Regions from separate parts of the Homo sapiens genome. Here region 2 is linked to region 1. Evidence: chromatin loops called from intact Hi-C (ENCODE). Cell type or tissue: mammary epithelial cell. All regions are shown on one strand. Each heading gives the region's core, and the rest is flanking DNA. Links, peaks and the distances in the headings are about the cores only.

The links. Peaks named below come from ENCODE experiments on the same cell type or tissue, not always from the same donor. Only the 100,000 strongest peaks of a DNase experiment are listed, where the experiment ranks them.
Region 2: a loop joins it to region 1, with 2.7 times the contacts of the local background. A loop is called at or near these places in 27 of 110 quality-filtered maps.

The regions. Positions count from the first base shown.
Region 1 is chr14:69,244,502-69,256,918 of GRCh38, reverse strand. The region is part of intron 2 of GALNT16-AS1 (GALNT16 and EXD2 antisense RNA 1); the gene reads left to right. Among named protein-coding and RNA genes, the nearest start is that of GALNT16, 9.4 kb to the left of the region's middle. In mammary epithelial cell, for the core only: a CTCF peak has its summit at 8,689 (motif pointing left); no DNase peak of the experiment used is centred there.
Region 2 is chr14:69,329,686-69,342,102 of GRCh38, reverse strand. GALNT16 (polypeptide N-acetylgalactosaminyltransferase 16) reads right to left here. Exons shown (of 15, transcript NM_001168368.2): 7 at 10,552-10,639; 8 at 8,934-9,018; 9 at 8,503-8,606; 10 at 3,326-3,452; 11 at 2,484-2,576; 12 at 339-422. Among named protein-coding and RNA genes, the nearest start is that of ERH, 62 kb to the left of the region's middle. RefSeq lists enhancers at 6,863-7,363, 7,364-7,864. In mammary epithelial cell, for the core only: no CTCF peak of the experiment used is centred there; a DNase peak (open chromatin) is centred at 6,502.

The sequences.
Region 1 (12,417 bases), core at 3,794-11,793:
GCCCACAGTTCTCCGTTTTCTCATCCATAAAAGGAGGGATATAAGATGTCCTGGGGTGGGGGGGTCTCACCAACTGTGCCACTTTGAACTTGCATTTCCTCCTTTTCAGGATTTCTCTTAGGCACAGTTCATATTGTTTTAAAGCTGTCAAAGCCAGCACTCAGGGTAAGCTGGGCAAAGTTCCACATGCCCCTGGGGCTCCCAGATGCCCCAGGGAGCTCTCTGCCTCTGGGCCTTTGGTGTGGGGGTTGTGGAGGAGTGGATAACCGAGGGGGAAAGGGTACAGCTCAGTGTAAGGCCCTGGCTCTGGAATTGGACAACCTGAACTTGAATGCTGATCCTGTCACAAATTAAGAGAGTGGTTTGGGCAAATTCTTAACCTCAGTTTCCTCAACTGCAAAATGGGGCACTGACAGCTCTTACCTCACAACTTTGTTGGGAAAGATAGGATGAAATAAAGTCATGTAAAATCCAGTGCCTCATAAGCACCCCCCAGGGGCTCTCTCCTGCAGGCTGTTGCTGGCTGCTGGAGGTGAAAGGGGCCTCCTGAAAGGGACTGCTCACTATTGCTGCCAAGAACAGACCTGATGCCAGCCTCTTTGGCCATGGCTAATGTCCAGCAGTCATAGACTGTCCTGCCCGTGGGTGGGTGGCTGCATCTTCCAGAGCCTCTGCTGAGCAGGCTGGAGGCAAGGCAGGGGAGAGGCACAGAGCAGGGCCCCAGCCTCCCATTTGAGGTGCTGGGCCAGCTCAGAAGCTCTTGCTCTGTCCACAGCAGCAGGGCCCAGAAGGTAGGGAAGGGACCTGATTGGATACCCTTACTGGCCCATGTCTGCTCTAAGCAGGAAAGAAGGCAGGGATGGTGGACAGAATGTATGTTACCAAGCAACAGGCAATGTGCTGATACACGATCTCAGAATACTCATAACGACCCTGTGAGGAAGGCGCAATCATCCCCCTTCCACAGGGGAGGAGACTGATGCCCACGGAGGTGCCAGCATAAAGTGGAGCATGCGCTGCCCACTGCCAGCTGAGCGCACTCAATGCACCAATCGTCTCTAAGGAAAAGATATTTATAAGGTAGTTTCTATAAACCATTATAGATGGAGGAAAGGACTTAGCTCTTTGAAAGGAACTTGGCAGTTTTCTTATTGTCAATCCTCCTCCTCCTACTTGTCTGATAACCCTGGTTTCTTACTTATTAGTTTCTGCCACTGGAGTAAAAATTCCAAGAGGACTGGGGTTCTTGTATATTTTCCTTACCACTGTTTCCCCGGTGCCTATAGTAGTGGCAAATAGTACATGCTTGTTAGTGTGTAGTATTTGTTTTTTTGTTTGTTTGTTTGTCTGAAGCCCTTGGAATGCGATCGCATAGTTATTTGTTGATGGAAGGAAGGGAGAGGAAGAGGGAAGGAGGAGAAAAGGCAGTGTAGCTCTATGAAAAAATGCACTTCTCTCTTAAGCCAAGCACTTGAGAAATGAGTACAGGACTAGAGCACAGACAAAGGGGGTGATTCGTTTAGGGTCAGGGCGGGCCAGTGTAGGGAGTCCCCTGCCAGTGCTTCCTCCCCAAGTCATGGAGCCAGGGCCAAACCTTCCTGCCCCAGGATGAGGGGGGAGAGAAAGTCCTTTGTGGTCCCATGAGAAGTAGCAGAAGGAATGACCCCAATTCTGGTGGACAACTGCAAGAACCATAAATGTTACCAGGGATCATGAAATAACCCAGGTGTTGCATTTGGGAATAATAGGATTGCAGAGGCTGCAGGCTAATTAGAAATGTGTCAAATGATTTTCATTAACAAGCAAGGAATTTGTACAAAGGAGAAATACATAAATAAAACCACTCCTCAGCAGAGTTGATCCCAGAGGCAGAGCCCTTTCCAAGGCCTCTCTGACCTTCCCGTCTCCACTACCTTCTCCTGAGTCACTTCCCCTTCTCCGTAGCCTCTGCAGAGCTGGGTGGCCAAGGTCCTCAGATCAGACTACATGGCCCAAGATGCCAGGTTAGTGCCTACCACATGCCTGTCTTTCCCTTGAATGGGAGCTCCTCTAAGCAGAGACTGGCAGCCTCCTTTTATGTATCATGAGTTTCTAGCACAGTGTTGGGCATCTTGGCAGCACTCGCTAAATATCTAGGCAGAGTAAATGAATGAATGAATATTGAGGGTGGCAGCTGCTGCTACTCCCCATTCTGTCCCATGAAAATGCCAAATAGCCCACTCAGACTGTAAAGCCAGTGCTTGATTGCCCATTGGCGTGGAATTTCCAGTCCCTTCCTTTCCTTTCCTTCTTGAACACCTACCATGCCAGGCACTTCTAGGTACTGGGGATACAAAAATTAATAGAATCTGGTTGTAGCCTCTGAAGAGTCCAGTAATTGACAATGGGGAAATACACATAGATAATCACAAGATGAGTCCGGGTGTGGTGGCTCATGCCTGTAATCCTAGCACTTTGGGAGGCCAAGGCAGGAGGACTGCTTGAGAGCAGGAGTTCGAGACCAGCCTGGGAGACATAGTGAGCCCTCATCTCCATTAAAAATTTAAAAATTATCTGGGCATGGTGGTGCATGCCTGTAGTCTTAGCTATTCATGAGGGTTAGTGGGGAGAATAGCTTGAGCCTAGGAGTTTGAGGTTGCAGTGAGCTATGATCATGCCACTGCACTCCAGCCTGGGTGACAGAGCAAGACCCTGCCTCAGAGGAAAAAAAAATCACAAGATGATATAATAGAGCTCCACAGAAGCACAGATTAGAGCAGTAACACTGAAGCAGGAGAGAAAGAGGGTAGGATTTGGTGGTCAGTTTGAGGTGGATGTGAGAGAAAGGATTTGAGAATAGCGTGTTAAGTTTCTTGATTAGGAGACTAGTGCTTTGGTGTAATGTAACCATTAACTGAAATGGGGAATATAGGAGGAGGAGCCAATTTGGGAGGTGTGTTCAGTGAACTTGAGTTGTCTGTGGTCGGTCCAGGAAGGCATCTATAAATCCAGATATGGAGCTCAGGGAGAGTGGACGTCGCCAGTCAGGTAGAGATGAGAAAGCCAGAAACACAACTGGGGTGAACATGTTGCTGGGTGGCTGCCTATGTACCCAGCACCTAGGCATGGCAGAAAGGCCATGTTGTCAGAGATGAGGGCTTCTGGATGCCTCGTGTGAAGATGGAGAGACAGAAAACTGGCATTTTTTTCTGCCTCTGTCAGATGCCTTAATTCAAGTCCCTGGACCCAGTCTCTTAGGAATACTCATTGCTTTATCGGGAAACCCAGGATGGACCCCTTGACCTAGGGTTTGAATAAAATTTGTCTCCATATCAAAAAGGTCAGGTGACAAGACCAAAGAGAATTTGAAGAGAGATCCATAGTCCTGGTCCTGCATTTCCTTCAGTTTAATGGTGCTTATAATTGATATCTCCATTTTCCTTGTGAAACTGGGAAGTAGAAATTAAAGCAATGTTCCCAGGATTGGTACATATTTTGAAGCTCTCAGCAAGGCTGAAAATATCCATCGATATATTTTGAAGTGTAATTTCTACTCCCTTACCAGTCAAAATAATTGAACGGGAAGAAAAAGCTGTTAATGCAGGAGGCATATAACATCAGATCTACATTGCCTGGAAATTTACCATTTCAAAGCAATTGAAGGCTTTTACAGCCAATGTTTACAGTCCTACATGTCCCCTTCTCACTGAAGCCACCCTCTGAAGCCATCAAAAGGCCCATCAGTCTGGCTTGGACACTGAAATTGCTCACAGTGTCTGGAGCTGATGCCAAAACAGGGAGGATTTTAAAATATCATCCTGCCATTTTATCAGCGTGTAAATTTTATGGAGTTTCCTCCTGGTAGGTGGTAGGAAACAGCTGGGGCTGTCTATCAGTGCTCATGGAGCCAGTGGTGGCAGAGCTCCATGGTGGCATGGCCAGGCACATCCTCCCCACGCACAGCTTGTCTTCTTAGTTGTCCAGTCTAAGTTGACATTTATCCCTTTTGCCCAACAAGAAAATACCTGCCCAGTGACAGTAAGCCAGAGGGCTGCAAGTTTTTTGGCAGAGGGATGGCGCTATGCTGCCTCTCACAGCCTCTGCCTGGACCCTGAATCTCAGCCCGGAGCCCAGCAGGACAGACAGACAATAGACTTTGCCGGCAGCCATCTTCTGTCTTCTGCCAGTACTTGTGTATGGGTGGGTGGGCGGGTGCATGTGTGCACAGGCTCTGTTTTCAATTGGAATTTGACTTCAGGCTTTTCCTGGAATTACTAATTTCTTTCCTCCTATTTGTGTCCACCGGAGAAAATTTCTAAATCCATGTCTGATCACTTGTCTTTCCTTCCACCTCTGAATCACTTATCTTTACAAAGACCACTACCTAAAGATGGAGCACGCAGTATTTTCTTGGGCAACTGGGACAACTGGGAGATGGGAAACCTGGGTTTTAGAAATGACACTTCAGAATATATCGATGGATATCTTCAGCCATACTGACAGCTTCAAGATACATACCAATTCCAGGAACACTGCTTTAATTTCCACTTCAGTAGCTGATATGCTGTCAGCTAGCATGGTGACCCTGGAAAAGTCACTTATCTGGGCCTCTTCCTCATGTTTATGGGGAGGGCTTTGGGAAAAAAAGGAAGGAAGAAAAAGAAAAGAAGAGAAAAGAAAAAAGAAAAGAAGAAAGAAAAAAGTACTTGGAAGGTCCTTTCAAGTGCTAGCATTTTAGAATTCTATTTACTTGTTTTAATGTTTTAAACCATTCCCTGCCTCAGCAAGAATGATGGGCAATCAACTAGGATACAATTTTCTTTATTATCATTTGATCCCCCCCTCTACATCTTACACACACACAGACATACACACACACACACACACACACACACACACATCCCAACAACTGAAAATAGTCCATTTGTTCAAGAATCTGGAAACTTCTGGATTACAGCAGACTAAAAAAGGAGAAATTGGAAGAATGTACAAGAAATTGGTACATCTGGGGATGCCTCTGAGGAGGGGAGTTTGAGGGGAGCATGAGTAGGAGAGAGACCTTCATTGTATACCCTTTGTGCCTTTTCAATTTTTTTTACCTCTTTACCTAAAATTCTTTTCCAGCAAGAAAAAAGTTTTCCTTCCTCTTTCTTCTACCTCAGGCCTCTCTGCAGCTCAGTGCCTAGGGGAAGAGGAGCCCAGTGACTGAGCTGGAGTCACACGCTGGAAGCTGCCTTCAGACCAGACCCTCCCTAAGGGTCCCTCTCTAGCCAGGCTGGCCAACAGCCTTGCTCCCCCGGCTGCCCCATGGGCCTGGAGGGGTTCTGTGGGTGCACACCCGCTGCTGGCTACCCCTGCCGCCGGCACTCATCTGAGCTGTCGAGCTGTGTAGGGATTCCATTCAGAGTGCTCCAGTAAGGGACTGGCCCCATAGCTCCAGCAGCAGATGGGCAAAGAGGCCTAAGAATTCAGCAAAAGGGGAAGTACATCCAGCCTTAAATTCTCCAGGCTGTGCCATCCCCTTTCAAATGCAGACTGCCTTTGTTTGTTTTCTACTACTAATATAACATGAGGACAGGCTCATAAAAAATAATAAAAGGGCAAGAGATGAGTAGGAGACAGGGTCCTCACAGATCCCTTTGTTCCTGGCCTTATCCCCAAACTGCTTGCCTCCATGTGGCAGAGCTGAGCTGCAGGGTCTCTGGCAGGGTCCCACTGCCCTGGTCTCCCCAGTGCCTGCTCCTCATCAACTTTCCCTCATGACATCCAGCCTCCACCTGACCTTCCTCTTTTGATTCTAACCTTTAATGGGTGCTGGCCCATCACTTGTGTGTCCTATGTTCTCTATGCCCCTCCTCAGATTTCTGATCCCCCCCATTACCTGTTTCACCGACTTATGGCACTGCCACACTGCCAAGAATAGCCATCATCACTGAGGTCTGCTTCCTAGTCTGGAGCTCTCACTTGCCCCACAACCGAGATTGTTCGAGGTAGGAGCCTCTACCGTCCATTCACATACCCCATACCCTACATCTTTCCAGAATCAACACAGCCAATCTCCCCTTAGCAAGTAAAAAATATTCATGTCCTTCCTTTGTATGACCCCTTACTGGGAATCCAGAGATCATGATGCTTAGGTCTTGTAAGTGGTCTCCGTGGATAGGGTGGGAAGAGGCCACATTGGTCTTCTGAAGTCCTAACTCTCTTTGCTAAAAGATACTCTTTTGAAAATGGCTCTGCACGCTGCCCATGCTCAATCTGGGGTGTCCTGGCTGTGCTGGAGCACTGACTGCTGACCTCACATTGCAGGCCCCAGTGTTTGCCACTGCAATGAGCAGCCTCTCCTGCCTCCCCAGCTGCACACAGGCCCAGGTGGGGCTGGGCTGTCCCCAAGCAGGCCACGGGAAGGTGGAGGCAAGAAGATCATCGGGAAGCCATGACAGTCAGACAAGCAGCAGCAGATGGGGATGTGCACTGGGTGGAGTGGACAAATAGCACGAGGAAAATCAGCTTTGGGGACAGAAAAAGCCAAGTGGGAAGTGTAATAAATACTAAAACCAGAAAAGCCTGAAGACAGTCCATCTAGGGAGCAGCAGGAGGATGGCTAACATCACTGGAGTTTAGGTCGAAGGGGAGGACAGCAGGAGGGGTCGAGGTGGTCAGTATTCCAGGGGCTAGGGACAAGAGAAATGGCACAACATAAGTCTCTCGGGAAGGGTCACTCACCTTCCAAGCTGTTGGACTCATTGGCTGCCACAAGAAGAATCTATTTAAAACACACCAGGCATTTTGCCTCATTCTGTTTCCCTGCCCAGAAAAGGCTGGAGCCGAAGGCTGAGGGAGAGGGAAGGATTCCAGCATCAGGACCCTGCATGGATGACATGGCTGAGACCATTCAGGATGGGGAAGATCCCTGCTCCATCCTGAATGACCCACACTTACATCCCCCACCCCCACCTAAGCTGCCAGGCCACTAAACTCCTCGCATATTGAACACAGTCCCAAAGGCAGCTTGTGGTACCATTTCCACTGGGAAATACTCAATGGCTTCCTTCATCCTGTTTTCAAGCTTGTCAGAAAGCAGATGCTGCTCAAATCTGACAGCTGCTCTTAAGGGCACGCTCAAAGGGCACTCCCTGACCAGTGGGAATATTCTTAATGATGACTGAGAGGCCTTGGGTGTTTAGACTATGGCAAGACAAAGGAGCGAGCATGAAAGGGCATCAAGGGTAAAATGGCCCTAGGGAAACCATACGGGACTTGAATTGGAAAACACCAACAGCCTCGCTCCTTTCTCTGGACTGTGTATCTTTGGGAAGTTCTAATTTGGAGAAGACCTGACTCCTTATCCACCTGCCACAGAGAAAGTATTAATAAAATATGAGGCTAGGGTCTATGAGAAGTGGCCCAGGAAAGCCATCTATGCAAATTTTGTTTCCTTCCTACTTGAGAGGGTTGGGGATGAGAGGTCCTTCCTTCCCTGGCTCATAAGCCCATGAGTTGTGTAAAACACTGTTCAAGAAGGCAGAATATAAGCCCTCTGTTGTGCATGATATTCATATTCTTGAAAGAATTAGTGTATAAATCAAATTTTACCTGCCAGAGAAGCTGGCTTTTCAAAATAAATTTGAAGTCAATCCTATGTTTAAACAGAAGGATGGCTTGTAAAGGTGAATAACCATCCTAGGTCACAATTTGCAAATTGGGAACTCTGAATGTCTGACTTGGATGGTGGGGCAGGGGGTTCTGTCTAGAGATTAATCTATGGTTTGCTTTTAGGTTGCAACTAAGCATTACTTTAAAACAAACAAAAGACTGAGTTTTTAAAGAACATTTTTAATGGAAAATTTCAAATATATATATATATATATATAGAGAGAGAGGGGGCCCACTATGATAAACACACAGCTTCAGTGATTCTCAACCCATGGCCAATCCTGTGAGAAACATGAACTTTTGAACCAGCTGACAGATATAGAGGATGAACTTCGTGGTACAGAACAAAAAGAAGTAGTCCTACTCAGGCTGCAGTATCCAAAACGTTTCTGCATAAATGCCCTAAACTAGAGCCTAAAGTGTGAAACAAAGGGGTGGAGAATATTATTGGTTCGCGACCAAATAAGAAACCTGGGAATTAAAACACAAAACAAAACCACACACACATACAATCTCTCTGAGGGATGCAAATTAATAGTAACACTGGTTGCCTTCAAGGAGGGCAGAAAGACTGGAGCGATTTTCATTATATGTTTTTTAAAAATTTTATACTATGTGCACATTTTACCTATTTTTAAAAATTAACTTACTAAAAACAAACATGAAGCTTTGCAATAACCAAATCCACTAGATGTGACAAAAGGGAAAACTGTCTGGACTCAATATATAAGAGGACTTATATTCTGCCTTACTGAACAGTGTTTTACACAACTCATGGGCTTATGAGCCAGGGAAGGACGGACCTCTCATCCCCAACCCTCTCAAGTAGGAAGGAAACAAAATTTGCATGGATGGCTTTCCTGGGCCACTTCTCCTACACCCTAGCCTTATATTCTATTAATACTTTCTCTGTGGCAGGTGGATCTTCATCACATTTTGATCTGGATTTACTGTTTTATAGTAATTTTCTCAGCTAGAAGAATGCACAACCTTCCAATCCCAAAACGTACATCATTAGAATAGGTGCTTCACAAAATATTAAAAACACCAGCCCCTGGTGGTTATATGGATATATGCATTTGTCAAAATTCATTGAGTTGTATTCTTAGATGTGTGCACTTTATCATATGTTACTTATACTGCACTTTAATAAAGTATTGCTAAAAACAAAACAAAAAATCACAGTCCTTGTGGACAAATAAGCCAAAAAATCACCACTTAGAGGTTTGTTGGGTTGGTGGTTCAGAGAAAGCTGCTGTTATGAGGAAACATTATGTGGACTTTTTGCAAAAACTTACTCTTTGGAAACCACCACTACAGCATGTGCTTTTGGTTAAGCATTCCATGGCTGAAACGCAACTCTATGCTGAAATGCCGAGAGGATGAGGCAAAATCTTGGCCAAGGTCAAGTTCTGTTGATGGTCTGAGAGGGGGATGGCAGCCAAGTGCTCTGCACTTGTATAACATTTAAAAAAGAAAAACTAACCTAAGTCATCTTCTGTTCCTTTTTGTAGCCAACTTTAGTCCTGCTCATTGTGTCCAAGAACTCAGAGGCAGCCATATGTGCAACAGCTCAGGCTTACCAAACCTCCAGGGCCAAACATACATATCGTGATTAAAAAGAAACGAAGCCAGCCAACAGGGCTTTAGTTGATTCCATGGGATATAAGGAGAAATTTCAGAATTTTAGATAAAGTTAGGGTCCATCGAGGAGAGGGCAGAGAAATGTAGTTGAGCTTCCTGTTTGGCTAGCTGCCTACTTTTTCTGAAACAAACAACAAAAGGACCCCAATTTGGTAAAAGCAGGGGCTCATGTCTAGATCTAGGTGATTATTGTGGAAAGAGCTCCAAGATGAACACATTTGATACAAATCTGTGTTACACAATGAAAAGCCAATCCACTTTGGGACTGAAACTAAGCACAAGGATGGACTAGAAATTGTATTTTCTGTCAGGTCATAGGGGATGGAGATATAGAAAGAAATGTCTTCAGCAGCTTATAAAATGCAAACTTTACATTTTGCACATGTCTGTCTAGCTGATGCCCAGGCAAAGGCAAAGGCAAGCAGGACAAAGTCCAAGGCATGTCAGGGTTATACAAAACAGGCTCCGGAGATGCTTCCCTGTCTCCCTGTGAGTTCTTCATGTCTTAGCACTCATGGATGGGTAAGAACACGTTAACAGTGTGGACGCCTCCAATATTCTTGGGCTGTTACAACCCCACACACAAAACACAGAAAGAGTATTTTTACTTATTGGTTTAAGGTTTTTTTTTCAAAGTACCCAATTCAATTCTCCATTACATACATATATACATACATATATGTGTGTATATATACATATGTATATATACACACATATATACGTATATATGTATATATACGTGTGTGTGTGTATATATATATAAAATCTTAATTTCTTTATCCTTAAAATGAGAAACAGTCTTTCCCCACTCAATATCCTCCCATCTACAACACCTGGCACACTTGCCTCATTTCCCTTTTACACTTATCTCCTATTAAATCCTAGAGCACTGGCAATGTGGTTAAACATACAGATTTCCCTTCTCTCTTTCTGATTATTCAGTGGACTGGGCGATAGGGAAATGTGAGCTCCCCACACACAGACATCTCTGGTGAGACAGGTATTCTGACACCAGATGGAGAGAGCAGGCTTCTCCCTAGTCAATGAGGCCATGGTGTGGCATCCTGCTTCCCTCATTACCCTTCTTTCCATGCAGTCTCCATTCCCAGCGCTGGGGGTGGGACGAGAGTGTGCAACAAAGCAGAAAGTACACAGTACTCAAGGGAAAGGGCCACATAAGGAAACAGTGGGGTGGATTACAGAATGCTACAGCTAGGAGGGCCCTTACAGCACATCTAATTCAAACCTCTATAGATACAGAAAGGAGCCCAGAAAAGTGATCTGTCCAAAGGCACACAGCTGGTGGCTGGAACCAGAACCTCAGTCACCAGCACACTTTTTTTTGATCCTCCAATACATGACAGAACTAGGTATAGGAAAGAGCAAAATTTAAAGTTCAGTTCATGAACAAGCCCCCAGCCTACCCCATCCCCACTAAACAAACATACCTCCTTTAAAATTATCCATGTTTCAGTCTCATTCCTTTTCAGCCCCCTGTAGCTGACTAAGCTCAAAATTCTGTTTCTTACCCAGGACTTAATAGATACCCTGGTGGCCTGAGTGGCCAGAATCTCAACTCCGCCCTGGCGTGCTGCAGCCTGAGAAGGGAGATCTTTAGGAAGCAGAAGTAGGGGCCGGGTGCGATGGCTCACGCCTGTAATCCCAGCACTTTGGGAGGCTGAGGCGGGCGGATCACCTAAGGTCAGGAGTTCGAGACCAGCCTGACCAACATGGTGAAACCACGTCTCTACTAAAAATACAAGAATTAGCCAGGTGCGGTGGTGCACGCCTGTAACCCCAGCTACTTGGGAGGCTGAAGCAGGAGACTCGCTTAAATCCAGGAGGCAGAGTTTGCAGGGAGCCAAGATTGCATCACTGCACTCCAGCCTGGATGACATGAGCAAAACTCTGTCTCAAAAAAAAAAAAAAAACAAAAAAAAAAGCAGCAGCAGCAGAAGCAGATTCTAAGTAGCCATTTCAACTCAGGAATTTTCTGAACCCAAACATCATGCTTATAATAATGCTGCCTGTAAACTCGGCAGCTTTTGAAGCTTATGCTGGGAGAAAGGCAACAGGCTACCCATCCAGCAAGAGAGAAAAATTCAAGAATAACAAATAGCAAAAAGCAAATGCTTTGAGTTCAGTCTGGAGGGTATGACATTATCTCCATTCAGTCACAACACAAAATGACCTTTGAGGCAGCCTGCACCACATCAGAAGGGGGTACAACCCAGGATGCATGAACTAGGTCCTTTGACAACTCTGTTCCTCTGCAAAGGCAGTTCTTGATTATCTCTCAAATGATTAACCATTTGGTCCAGTTACCCAGTTTCTAGGGGCCTTCAACCAGAGTTGGCCACAGATAAAGCTGGTTAAAAAAAAAATGGTCTAATGTACTTCCCACCTTTCTAAATAACATGCTAGCATTTAAGCAAGGCCTTGCTTCCTCAAGCAAAGGGAGTGACTAATACGTCTCCTAGCAGGCTGGTGGAATCGGTACTTTTGAACACATGGGCTGTGTGGCTGCACGTCATCCCTACTCCATTGCCTGATGCAAAACTACTCCAGGACTGGGACAGGCAGAAGGTGCTGGGCTCTTGCACAAGGGGTATCTTGGTGAATGCCTGAAAATTATACCTGAATTCCAAAACAAAAGTATTTGGGGGACTGAGCACAGTGGCTCATACCTGTAATCCCAGTACTTTGGGAGCTAAGGTGAGAGGACGGCTTGAGGCCAGGAGTTTGAGACCAGCTTGTGCAACAAAGCATGACTCTATCTCTACAAAAAAATTAAAAAATTAGCCAGGCATGGTGCCACAAGGCTGTAGTCCCAGCTACTTGGGAAGCTGAGATGGGAGGATTGCCTGAGCCCTGGAGGTTGAAGCAGCAGTGAGCCATGACTGCACCACTGCACTCCAGTCTGGAGTGAGACCATGTCAAAAAAAAAAAAAAAAAAAAAGTACTGGGGAGATTATGTATTATTTTTATGTTATTCATATCAATCAACAGTTAATCAAAACAAGAATCATTCTTATACCCTCTTTTAGTTTATCTCTTCCAACAGAAACTGATTCTCAGTGTATCCCTAAGGGGATTAGGTACTCTCAAAAAATAACCATCTTATAATAGGAAACATAA
Region 2 (12,417 bases), core at 2,896-10,895, 86 kb before region 1:
ATTTCCTTAGGATAAACTCCCAGAAGGGAGAGAACAGGGCTAAAGGGGACGAATGTCTCTGCAGCCTTTGCTATGTAATGCAGTGTTGTTTCCTAAGGGGATAACGTCCATATCTAGATCTGAAACCATTAAAAATTCGGTTCCCACCACACCTAATTTATAACCCCTAGTAATGCCCTCTCAGTTCCCCCACAGCCGTCACGTGAAGATAAAACCCGGCAGCTAGAAAGCCAGATCACCAGTGTTGAGGAGATCTAAGGGTGGGGTGGGACCAAAGCCGCTGGCCCCAACCACCCCCTACCCGCCTGGGGGATGCACAAGATGAGGGCTGCACTCACGTGAGCTCTGGGTAGACGTTCTCCAGGTACCAGCGGAAGGACTTGCAGTTCATCTTCTTCCTCTGCTCTATCCGCGTAGCCACACTGTAGGAGGAGGCAGGGCTTGGGCTTTGGCCTGCCAGTGTGGAAGGCAGCCCGAGGGAGGATGCCAGAGGCCTGTCCCCCAGCCCCAACTATCTCAGGCAGGCAAGGACCAGGAGACTTCCAGCCTGCCATGTCCAGCCCTGGCCACTTATCTGATGTTATTCTCTGACTTGCAAGCTCAAGGCAGGTCTCCTGGCTATGCCTCACTCATCAAATTCCTGCCTGGAGCTCACCTTTCAGGGTGAGCACAGACCATACGGGACCATGCCTTTCTCTCGGCTTCTCACTCCTTAAGACCTCTGTTAGCAGACCATGAACTGGTCTTTATCTTTGCAGAATTAATGAGAAGTACAGGAGGAAGGTCTAACAGCAGGAAGAGCAAGCTTTAAACATCTTTAGATGTGTTGGCAAATAAAACCATTAGATGTGTCCTTGGGACACCGCCATCCTCACCTTCCTCAGGTACACCCACCACAATGGCCACTGGTTGACGGCCCTCGTCACCAGCTATCTGAGCCTCAGTTTCCTCTACATTCAACTGGGGACACGACCACTCATCTCAGAAGGCTTTTGTGAGAATCAAGTGAATTAAGTGTGAAGCACTTAGCACAGGGCAGGTGCTAAGTAAATGTTAGTTCCTCATTACAAGAAATATTTAGTGACATAACTTATTTTTTCAAAAAAAGGGAGATAGATATGAATAAATAGGGAGAAGATTCATTGATCATCATTAATAGTGTTTTCAAACTTTTCTGACCACAAGCTTAAGTAGGAGATAACTATCTTACATTTGTAATATAATACGCCCCATGTACAGTCAGCCCTCAGTATCTGTGGGTTCTGCATCCATGGATTCAACCAACCTTGGATCAAAAATACTTAGGAAAAAATTTCAGGCCAGGTGCAGTGGCTCATGCCTGTAATCTCAGTACTTTGGGAGGCCAAGATATGCAGATCGCTTGAGATCAGGAGTTCGAGACCAGCCTGGCTGACATGGTGAAACCCCATCTCTATTAAAAACACAAAAAATCAGCTGGGCATGGTGGCACGTGCCTGTAATCCCAGCTACTCTAGAGGACGAGGCAGGAGAATCGCTTGAACCCAGGAGATGGAGGTTGCAGTGAGCCTAGATTGTGCCACTGCACTCCAGCCTGGGTGACAGAATGAGACTCCATCTAGAAAAAAAAAAAAAAATTCCACAAGGTTCCAAAGCCAAACTTGAATTCGCCACGCATCGAGTACCACATTGAATCCATGCAAATGACGTGATGTGTAGGCATTGTATTAGGTATTATAAGTAATCTAGAGATGATTTAAAATATTCAGGAGGTTGTGCATAGGGTATGCAAATACTACACTATTTTATATCAGGGACTTGAGCATCTGTGTGGATTCTGGTATCCGTGGGGGGTCCTGGAACAAATCCCCTGCAGATGCAGAGGGGCAACTGTACATGTGTAGGTACATGCATGCACACACATGCACCCACAACGGAAATAAGAGTTTCATAAGGACAATACTAACCCTTAACTGCAATCAACTCTTATTTTCTATCCTGCTCTGTACTAATCTAATCTATAGGGTTCTACTTCTCTCTCTCTCTTTTTAAATGCTGGTCACGACCCACTAAATTGATTTCACAACCCATCTGCATTTTGAAAATGCTTAACTAGACCATAGTCCTAACAGTCCATGACAGGAAAATAGGCTAACAGATCTCAATTTTGAACAGGGAGTGGAGGCAGAACCCCAAATGCTTTCTGCAGGCAGCCCCCTCCTAAGCAGTTCCACAGATGCCTGTTCTTCTGCAGGCAGCTGTGGACAGGCAGCTCTTTTTCATAAGCGAGCCTTCTCTCCCATGAGATTTCACGCTCCTCAAAGCCTAAGGTCTTGTCTCTGCGGTTGCATTCCCTCCCAGGACCCAAAGAAGCCCATTAGAGTGGGACCTCAGTGGCTGGGGAGGTGGCGGGTGGTTCCCTGGCGTACATACCACTTCGTATTTTGCTGGGGTTGTGCTAATGTGGGTAGAGGGAGTCAGACAGTGGAGCTGGGGGGGCCCACCTGCCGAAGGCCTTCCCGATGGCCGAGGGCCGGGCCTCATAGTAGTATTGCTTGTATTCATCCATCCACACTTCTGCAGTGCGCTTAGTATTCCTAAAAGGAGAGGAAAGAGCAAAATAAGGTCACCAGGGAAGCAACAGGGTTAGCGGTCAGGATCAAGATTAATCGATCCATGAATACAGGACGATGAGAATCTCAGGAGCAAGGTGATACTTGGATGGTATAGATTAGCACGGTCCTTTTGGAAGACAGTCTGTCAATACCCATCGACTTTGTAGGTATGCAGCTAGACTTGGGCAGCTGCTGCTCCAGACGCTGTACGAATAAGCATGAGCTCGACAAGGTGAAGAACCATCCACATGTACGAGGGTGCTCATGACAAGTCCCTCATCCTCCCCTGCCAACCTCCTCAGGAGAGCAGACCGTGGAGTGGTCTTCTAGGACATTACCCACTCTCCCTTGAGACTAGTGCACCCTGTAGCTGGGGATAGGGATGGACAGATGGTTGATCAAGTCAGGGTTGGGGCACAGGCATCCATGACCAGCACTCGGGGCTCCATGAGTGGAGAGCATGGCTTAGTTGGGGATTTGGCCAATTTTCCGAGACTCATATGGACAAAGGAAGTCCATATGAGTCTCAAGGCAAGAGAGACCTGGTGGCAACTCCCTCCACCCCTGAAGGTACCTGCAATCCCAGGATGTTACCAGAGGGGGCAAATGGGGAAACTGAGGCCCAAGAAGTGAGGTGGCTGCCCACAGTCACATAGTGATAACTGGCAAGGCTGGGGGCTTGGGCCTTGGTGTCCTCCTCTGAGTCCCGTGCTCCTTTCTCGGTGACCTACCTGATGTAGGTGAGGGCATTACCCTCAGGGAAGTTGTAGGGGTGCCGTTTCCTGAAGACATGGCCCACCCGGCTGCAGGGGACGATCTCCAGACTGCCACCACACATCCACACCCTGAAGGAGAGCTCTGCAGGAAATAGTAGCCGTCAGGAGGAGGAAGGGGTTCCTTGGCAAGTGAGGGTGGGAAGGGGCTGGCTTCCCTTCCCTTTGGTGTCTCACTGGAGGTACATGTTGGGGTCGGGGCTCCTGGGCCTGCTCAAATGGAGTGCTCCCACTCCTTGCACAGGTTCCTGACTGCCCACTCTACGTGTGTACGTGCACATGCACACACACACATATACACATGATCCCCGTGGCCCATTCCAGGAAGAGCAGTGGAAAAAGCTTGAAGGAACACCAAGAACATAAGTAGAAGGAAAACAACCAAACAGTGGCATCATTTCCAGGCTCTGTCTAGAAAGCCCCAGACAGACATGAGCTAAGGAAAAACACATCTGCTCGTCAGCCAGCTCTGTGCACCTGAGAGGTCGGAAAACCAGCCACCAACCAAACCACAGGCTGCTCCAGCTGGCACCTCTTGGGCTGGCCCCAACCTCCCTCTTGACCCAGTTGGTCTCCTTGTACAGGCTCTCACTGGCCCTCTTGAGCCATGCCTCCTTTTGACAGCGGTGGTGGAGCTGAACCAGCTTTTGTGGATGACTGTGGTCCCCAGTGGTGTCGGGAGAGCAGTGGCCATCCTGCTGCCCAGAAGGGGACCTCAAAAGTTACCACTCTGATCTCCGCTCACCAGTTGCCATTTATGGTAAGGACCCACCTTGACAGCTGGCTGAATCTCACATAATCTCTTTTGATTTCGTACTTTCCTTCATATTAACCCTATAGTCTCTTCCCACTCCTCAGCTGGCTCTAAGGACACTCATGATCTCCAACCAGGCCTGGGGGCTCTCACGTGGCATAGCTGGTCAGGACCCTCCCAGTAACTAGCAAAGGGCAGAGTGGAGGAAGCAGGACTAAAGCCCACCTCTGGCCAGCCTGTGTGCACCAAGTGACGTCCAGATGTGGTTCAGGGCCAGGACCGGACACTTGGCATACCTGGACCCACATGTAAGGATGGCTATATCAATGGGCTTCCCTAGGTCTGCCTATAAACTGCCAGGCATCCGTCCCTTCTCCTGGTCAGAGCTCTGTGTTTGGCCTCAGCAACTAAGGCGTAGAACTGGGCACAGTCCTGGGGGGCCGAAGATCTGCATTCTGGTTCCATTTCTGCCATCCCAACTTTGTTATGCTAGTTAAGTCACTTCATCCCACTCAGCCCATAATGTCTATAATATTATTAACTATTGTTATTATTATCAACAATGGCCATAACAATAGCAGTAACCATCCATTTACTGAGTACTTACTACATGCCATGCTCTTTCTATCCAATATCTAATTCTCACTGCAACCATGTGAAGTCAGGATTTTTAGCCTTATTTTTTTTAACGAGGACGTTGAAGCTCAAAGTTGTTAAATAACCTCTCCAAGGTCACTCAAATATTCAGTTGCAGAAGTGCAGCATCAAGTTCACATTGTGTCCAGCAAGCCACACTGTCAGATTCTTTAGTTCACTCAGCAAATTTTCATTATATGTCAGACACTGCTCTAGATTCCCTTGTACTCTAGCAGGGAAGTGAGAAGACGGGAACTCCATAAAATAAGGGGCAAAAAAATGCAAGTAAACAAGAAAATGCATAAAAATGTAGCATGTCAGCCAGGTGCGGTGGTTCACGCCTGTGATCTTAGGACTTTGGGAGGCTGAGGGCGGCAGATTGCCTGAGCTCAGGAGTTCGAGACCAGCCTGGGCCACATGGTGAAACCCCGTCTCTACTAAAATGCAAAAGAAATTATCCGGGTGTGGCGGCATGCACCTGTAGTCCCAGCTATTTGGAAGGCTGAGGCAGAATTGTTTGAACCCGGGAGGCAGAGGTTTCAGTGAGCCAAGATCGTGCCACTGCACTCCATCCTGGGTGACAGAGGGAGACTCTGTCTCTAAAAATAAATAAATAAATAAAATGAAAAAAATAAAAATAAAAAATAAAATAAATACAGCATATCAGATGGTAGTTAGGGCCATGGAGAAAAATGAATCAGGCTGGGAGCTGAAGAGGGCCAGTGGATGGTGGTGGGGGAGGACTAAGACTATGTTTTAAACCAGGCTGATGAGGGGAGTTGTCACTATAAAAGGGACATTTGAGCCAAGACCTGAAACAGATGAGGGAGCAAGTCCTGTGGCTAGCAGGAGAAGAGCATTCCGGGCAGAGGAGCCGGCAAGGGCAGGTCCCTAGAGGCAACAGCACAGCTGGCAAGTTCAAAGAGGCCATGCTGGCTGGGGGCGGTGGCTCACGCCTACAACCCCAGCCCTTTGGGAGGCTGAGGCGGGTGGATCACCTGAGAGGTCAGGAGTTCGAGACCATCCTGGCCAACGTGGTGAAACCCCGTCTCTACTAAAAATACAAAAATTAGCCGGGCCTGGTGGTGTGTGCCTGTAATCCCAGCTACTCAGAAGGCTGAGGCAGGAGAATCGCTTGAACCCTGGAGGCAGAGAGTGCAATGAGTAAGATTGTGCCACTGCCTTCCAGCCTGGGCAATAAGAGCAAGACTCTGTCTGAAAAAAAAGGAGGCCGTGCAGCCCACGTGGAGTGAGGCAGGGTGGGAGAAGTGGGAAGTGAGGGCAGGGGTGTGGCTGCGGGGCTGCAGGGAAAGGCAGATACCCTGTAGCCAGTAAGGAGTTTGGGTTTTCCTCAGAATGACATGAGAACTCTTGCAAGGTTTTGAGCACAGAAGCAACATAATCTATGTTTTAAAAGGATCCCCAACACATCTTTGTTGGGGATCCTAACCTTGCACATCTGCCAGCCCCACTCAAGGTGGCCTCTGGGCTCCCGAGTTTGGAATTCTTTGGGGACAAAAGAACACGTCTTGGTTTGGAAATCTCCCTTCCTTCAATAAAGGAATAAAAGGAAAGGCTCAAACCCACCAGCGACAGGAGTCTCATAGCTCAAAACTGGTCCCAGCGGCTGAACGTCTGAGCACTGCAGCTAGCCCAGACATTTCTTTGAATTTCTTCTAAGAAACAAAACCCTTGCCAGAACCACTCTGTGGTTCACCTTTCAAGTTCTCCAACCACGGAGCCCTTGCCTCAGGCAGAGTTTGAAATGAGCTGTTTGATCATTCACTTGTTTCTCTGTCTCTAGCCTCAGAAAAAAAAGAAAAAGAAAAAATGGCCTTTGGAGGCAGAGCAAGGAGACTGTGGGTTTCCCAGCTTTCCAAGTCTTCACAGGAAACTGGCTTTGCCAAAGCCCTTCAGGCCGAGATTGAAGACACAAAGCGGGTCACTTGGACCCAAAACACATGAAAGGGGTCAGAATGGAGGGGTCACTGCACCCCAGTTCCCAGAATTTACTTCTCTGAACCCTGCCTGGAAACAGCCTCCAAAAGCAAGTTACAAAGCTGGGGGAGTCCCATGCCCATTCCCACTCCAGCTGGTTTTGAGTCGGGATCAGGCCTGTTGCAAGCCCCCTCACTGCTATTTTCCTCATCAGGGAGAAAGAGTTAAAGAATCCCTGCTCCTAACGTCTCAGAGACATAGACTGTGCCTTTGCCAACGTCCCACAACACATAAGTGGCTCTGGTAAAGGAGCTGCATACGCCCATTAGATGTGGAGTTTCCGGACTGAAATCTAGAAGGCAGCATCCACCTCAGTCTTTCTACCTGTCAAATGGGTGAGATACCACCAGTGCTAGTTATTGCTCAGAACACCTGGTCAGGAAGAAGAAGGAAGCAGTGGGAGAGGGCTCTGTGAAGGACTGGGCCCACCAAGAGGGCAAGAACAGGCCACCAAGGACCTGCCCCTGCTCCTGGAGACCCCCAGAATGGTGCTCCCCACCGCCCCCGTCTCCACGTCGCTGTTTGTGAGACAGCCCCTGGGGGCTGCACTGCTGGGTTCCCTTCCTCAGGCAGACAGGGAGGCACCAGCAGGAGATGACGGGGTGGGGGTAGAGTGAGGGTGAGTGTTTAGCCCTGACACTCTCCACCTGGTGCCATGGGCTGGCTGCATGTGCCCCAAGACCACAGCTCCATCGTGGGGTGCTCCCTCACCCTGTCTTTCAGACCTTGGGGTGGTTACAGCTCCCAGAAGTCACAGCCCTGCCCAGTACTGTGCTGTCCCTATGGTTCCCTCTATCCTGCCCGCACCATGTAAATAAGCCCTTTAATAAACACTCAAGTCGGTTGCACCTTCCGTATTCTGCCAGGACCCTAACTGATGCTCACCCTTTATCTAACCTCCATCTCACTTGCAACCCTGTTTTGCAAATGAAGAAACTGAGGTTCAAAGAGTTGACTGGCTTGCCAGCCCACACATACTGGAGTCCAGAGTTTGGGCTCCGATCCCACTTGGTAACCCTTCCCTGGTACTCTGTGGCCCCAACACCGTGAGCTGAGAAGCAAGTGTGTGAGGGTCCAGCCCCCTCCAGCTCCCTACTGGAACACTTTGCCCCCACCTCTGTCTCCTTCGCTGCTGCTTCAGGGCAGGGAGGGGCAGCTTCCTGTGCTTCTGAGTCTAGAGACTGCCTAATGACAGTGGCCACCAGCACTGTGACCTGCCTTTAACTCATCACCTCATTTAGTACTCATAACAACCTCTTGAGGAAACTCAGACTTTAAAGGGCTTTAACTTGCCCAGGGCCAAACAGCATGCAGGTGGTAGGGTCAGGGTTTGCACCCAGGCCATCTGACTCCATCACTTAGCATTTCACCACCACCCTCTACCACACACCTCCCAGCCTTGCTGGTAGGGAAGCAGCCACGTGTGTAAGCTGTGGTCTGTGATACAGTTGTGTGTTCTTCCACACACATGTCCAGCCATGTGACCACGGGCTCCCCCTAAATAGAACCTCTTTGTTTACTAGCTGTGTGGCTCTGGACAAATTGCTTAACTTCTCTGTGCCTTGGGTTTTAAAATCAGTAAAATGGAGATCATGGTACTTACCTCAGAGGGTCCTTGAGAGAATTAAATGACCTCATGTGTGTAAAGTCCTTAGAGCAGGTCCTCACGCATAGAAAGTGCTCTGTCAGGGTTAACTGTGGTTATTACTGCTACTGTTATTTTCACTGTCACTATTTCCCAACTCACCAAAATTCTCTCCCCCCCAGATGTCCATCTGGGCATCATACTTTCCCAAGTGGTTAAACCAGGACTTGTCGATCACGAAGATTCCTCCAGCTATGACAGGCGTCCTGGGAGCAAGGAGAGGGAAGACGCAACACGTGAGCTGGAGAAGCAAGGAGGCCCTTTAGATGGCCCCAGGACCCAAGACCGTCTGCCTCTAGATCCCTCCCTGCAGAGTCACTGGGGCAGGATGTCTGGCCAGCTCCCTGGCCCCCCACATCTGTTCCCGTGGCCTCTGTCCTCGCTGTCCCTGCATACAGGGTCCGAAGGCCCAGAACAGAGTCAGCACTTAGTGCGCCTCAGGAGCCCAAGCGACCGATACAGCCTCCCAAGAGCCTCCCAGGCCCCTGACCCAGGGAAGGAAGGGGTCCCCCAGAGCCCACCGCAGCTCTGACCTTATGGGCCTGGTGGGGTCTGTCCGGGTCATCTTCTGCTCAAGAGGGATCTGCTCCCACTTGAAATGCAGGCTCCAGTCGAACCCTAAGGGACACAGCAAGGTGAGGACAGAGCTCAGGGCAGAGCTGCGGGCTGCTGAGACCCTTCACTCCACCACCCCTCGGAGTCTCCCCTGATCAGAGCCCTGGGCTCTTCGTGCAGTCCCTCCTTCATTCGGAATGAGCCAAGCTCCTCCTCTCAGGAAGTGTACCATCTACTGGGTAAGACAGAAGCTACAAAGATAAATAAATCAGTGGAGACTATGTCAGCTGGGGATGAAAGTACTAAAAAAAAAAAAAAAAAGAAGAAAACAAAGAAGGAGTGCCCATACTATTAATATTTTAGTTAGAATAGTCAGGAAAGGCTCTCTGGTGACTTTGGAGTAGAGACCTGAATGAAGGATAGATCCATGAAGATACCTGGAGAAAGGGAATTCAAGGCAGGGGCAGCTGCCAGTGCCAAAGCCCTGAGGTGATTTCCCAAAGGGGAAATGCCTGGCTCCCTTCAGAATCCCACTCAGACTCACAATCTAACTAATGGCTGGGTCCATATACTGGGAGTCCAGATCCCAAACAGGAAATCCACTGTGCCCGCCAGCTCCCAGCAACAGATTCTCTAGAGCAGCACAGTTCCATAGAACTCTCTGCAATGATGAAATGTTCTGTATCTGCATTGTCAAATATGGTAGCCACTAACTTCATGTGGCTACTGAGCCTTGAAATGTGGCTAGTACAGTTAAGGAACTGCCTTTTAAGTTTTATTTAATTTGAATTAATGCAAGTTTAAGTAACCAAAGGTGACTATTATCTACTGTACTGAACAGCCCGTCACAGTCCAAAAGAAATATAATGCAAGGCACAAATGTAAGCCAAATACGTAATTCAAAATGTTCTAGTAATCACATCAGAAAAAGAATATATGAAATTAATTTGGACGAAATATTTTTAATGTAATATATCAAAAATATTGTCATTTCAACATGTAATCAATACAAAAAATTACTAATGAGGTATCTTACATTCTTTCACACTAAGTCTGGGTAACCTGTGGGTCTTCTATGCCTATAGCACTCTTAATTCCAACTAGTCACTTTTCAAGACTAGTCATATTTCAAGAGCTCAATAGCCAAATGTGGCTGATAGTTGCCATACACAACACTGGTCTTGACCATCTCTGGGGCGCATGTGTTAGGAAGTCATGTGAGGCTGAGGGCTCCCTACTCCCCATCCTCAAGACAGCTGTCACATCATGGCCTTCTGCCGGGACTTGTGGCCATGATCCCTAGGCTGGCAGCATTTGGGAAGAAAGTGTCAATATTTGGAGGGAGGGAAAGATGAGAGACTAGTCTGGCTCTGCTACTGATTGTATCAGAAGCCTGCAACTGCCAGCTCTGCTCCTTTGTCCCCAGTCCCAGGGCTGCACCCAATCCCTCTTCATTTTCTCTTTGGAGGTGGTGGAAGGGGTGTTCATGAGGGTCTCTGGCACAGCTGGAAAGAGCAGCAAGCAAGGGTTTTTGCCTGCCTAGCCTCACCTACCTCCTTTCATGTCTACAGCCCCACCCCCGGGAGCAGAACTCACCTCCACGAAGGTCAGCAGATGCTGCAAGGTAGGCAAAATTATCCAGACTGATGACATCAATGATGGGACTCACCACGCGGGTGTGGTCCTAGGAGAGAGATGTGAGATGGTGTGAGGCCTGGGACTTCTCTGCAGAAAAAGGCCTAGCTGCCTGCTCTGGGGAGAAGGCCTCTCTGAGACATGGGGCACTCAGCACTTCCTGCAGGGTATGCCCAGGGCCACCCCTCAACCCTGGCAGGCTCCTGGCAGCTGTCCTGCATCACCACACCCAAGCTCCTGGATGTTCCTATTTGGCTCCCATGTACTCTCCAAGCCTCTTCCTCACACATTATTTTGAGCCCTGCTAGAATCTCACCTACTCCATGAAGCCTTCCTTGACTGCTGCAGGCTGAAGGATTTTTTCCTCTTTTAAGCTACTCTTACAATGACAGCCTAGATGATTCCTGGGACAGTGACTCACTGTGCTGCCTGAAGTGGCTCTTCTATTTCTGGTCTGAACTGTTGCTTTATTAATATCATTTACCTTTGTATTATAGTTGTTTGAGTCTTCCCAATGGGACTACTAGCAGCTGGAGGGCAGGGGCTCCGAGGTCCCCATGTAATCTGGGTGCTATCCCTCTCATACCACATCCACTGTTACAAGGTCAGACTCGCCACTCCCCGCATCACCTCCCAGAACACAAATCCAAATCCAAAACCTTGATGAATAATGTTGATTTTGCTGGCCTCTTTTTTGGGGTGGTAGATTATGTCATATACCACATGTAAAACTTCATCACCCTTCATGAGCCTTCTCATCTTTCGCCCTCCATGGGGGACACGGAACAGAGCCTCTTCTTTCTTCTCCTTCCCCACTCTGCTTTCACCCCCAAAATCCTCTTGTCTGGAACTTGGAATCCAGCTCTGCCCCTCAGTTCCCACCCTAGATCAGGATAACGGAAGCCCGGGATGGGGCTGATCAACAGAGACCTTTGATGGTTTTTCAGTGCTCTGTGGAGGGCCTCACCTCATCCTTTTTATAGACTTTTTTTTGTGCTGAGATATAAAATCACAGGTTTAAAGTACACAATTGATGGTTTTTAGTATATTCACAAGATTGTACAACCATCACCACTATCTTGTTCCAGAACATTTCACCACCCCGACAAGAAACCCAATCTACTTTCTGTTTCTATAGATTTGCTTATTCTGGACATTTCCTATGAAAGGAATCATATAATGTATGGCTTTTCGTGACTGGCTTTCACTTCACGTAGGTTTTCAAAGTTCATCCATGTTGTAGCATGTATCAGTTCTTCATTTTTTTAATGTCTGGATAATTCTGTTGTATGGATACACCACATTTTATTTACCCATTCGTCAGTTGATAGGCATTTGGATTTTTTCTACCTTTTGGTTATTCTGAATAGTGCTGCTCTGAAGTTATTGTGTGAACATATGTTTTCATTTCTCTCGGGTCTACACCTAGCAGCTCCACTGCTGGGTCATATGCTAACTAACTTATGTTCAAACTTTCGCAGAACTGCCAGACTGCCTTCCAAAGTGGCTGCCCTACTTTACATTCCTGCCAGCAATATATGAAGGCTCCTGATATGGTTTGGGTATTTATCCCCCCAAATCTCATGTTGAAATGTAATCCCCAAGGTTGGAGATGGGGCCTAGTTAGGGGTGTTTGGGTCATGGGGGTGGATCGTTCATGGCTTGGTGTTGTCTTCCTGACAGTAAGTGACTTCTCGTGAGATCTGGTTAGTTTAGAAGCATGTAGTACCTCCACCCAACTCTCTCTTGCCCCCACTCTCGCCATGTGAGGTACCTACTCCCCCTTCACTTTCTGCCATGAATAAAGCTCCCTGAGGCCTCCTCAGA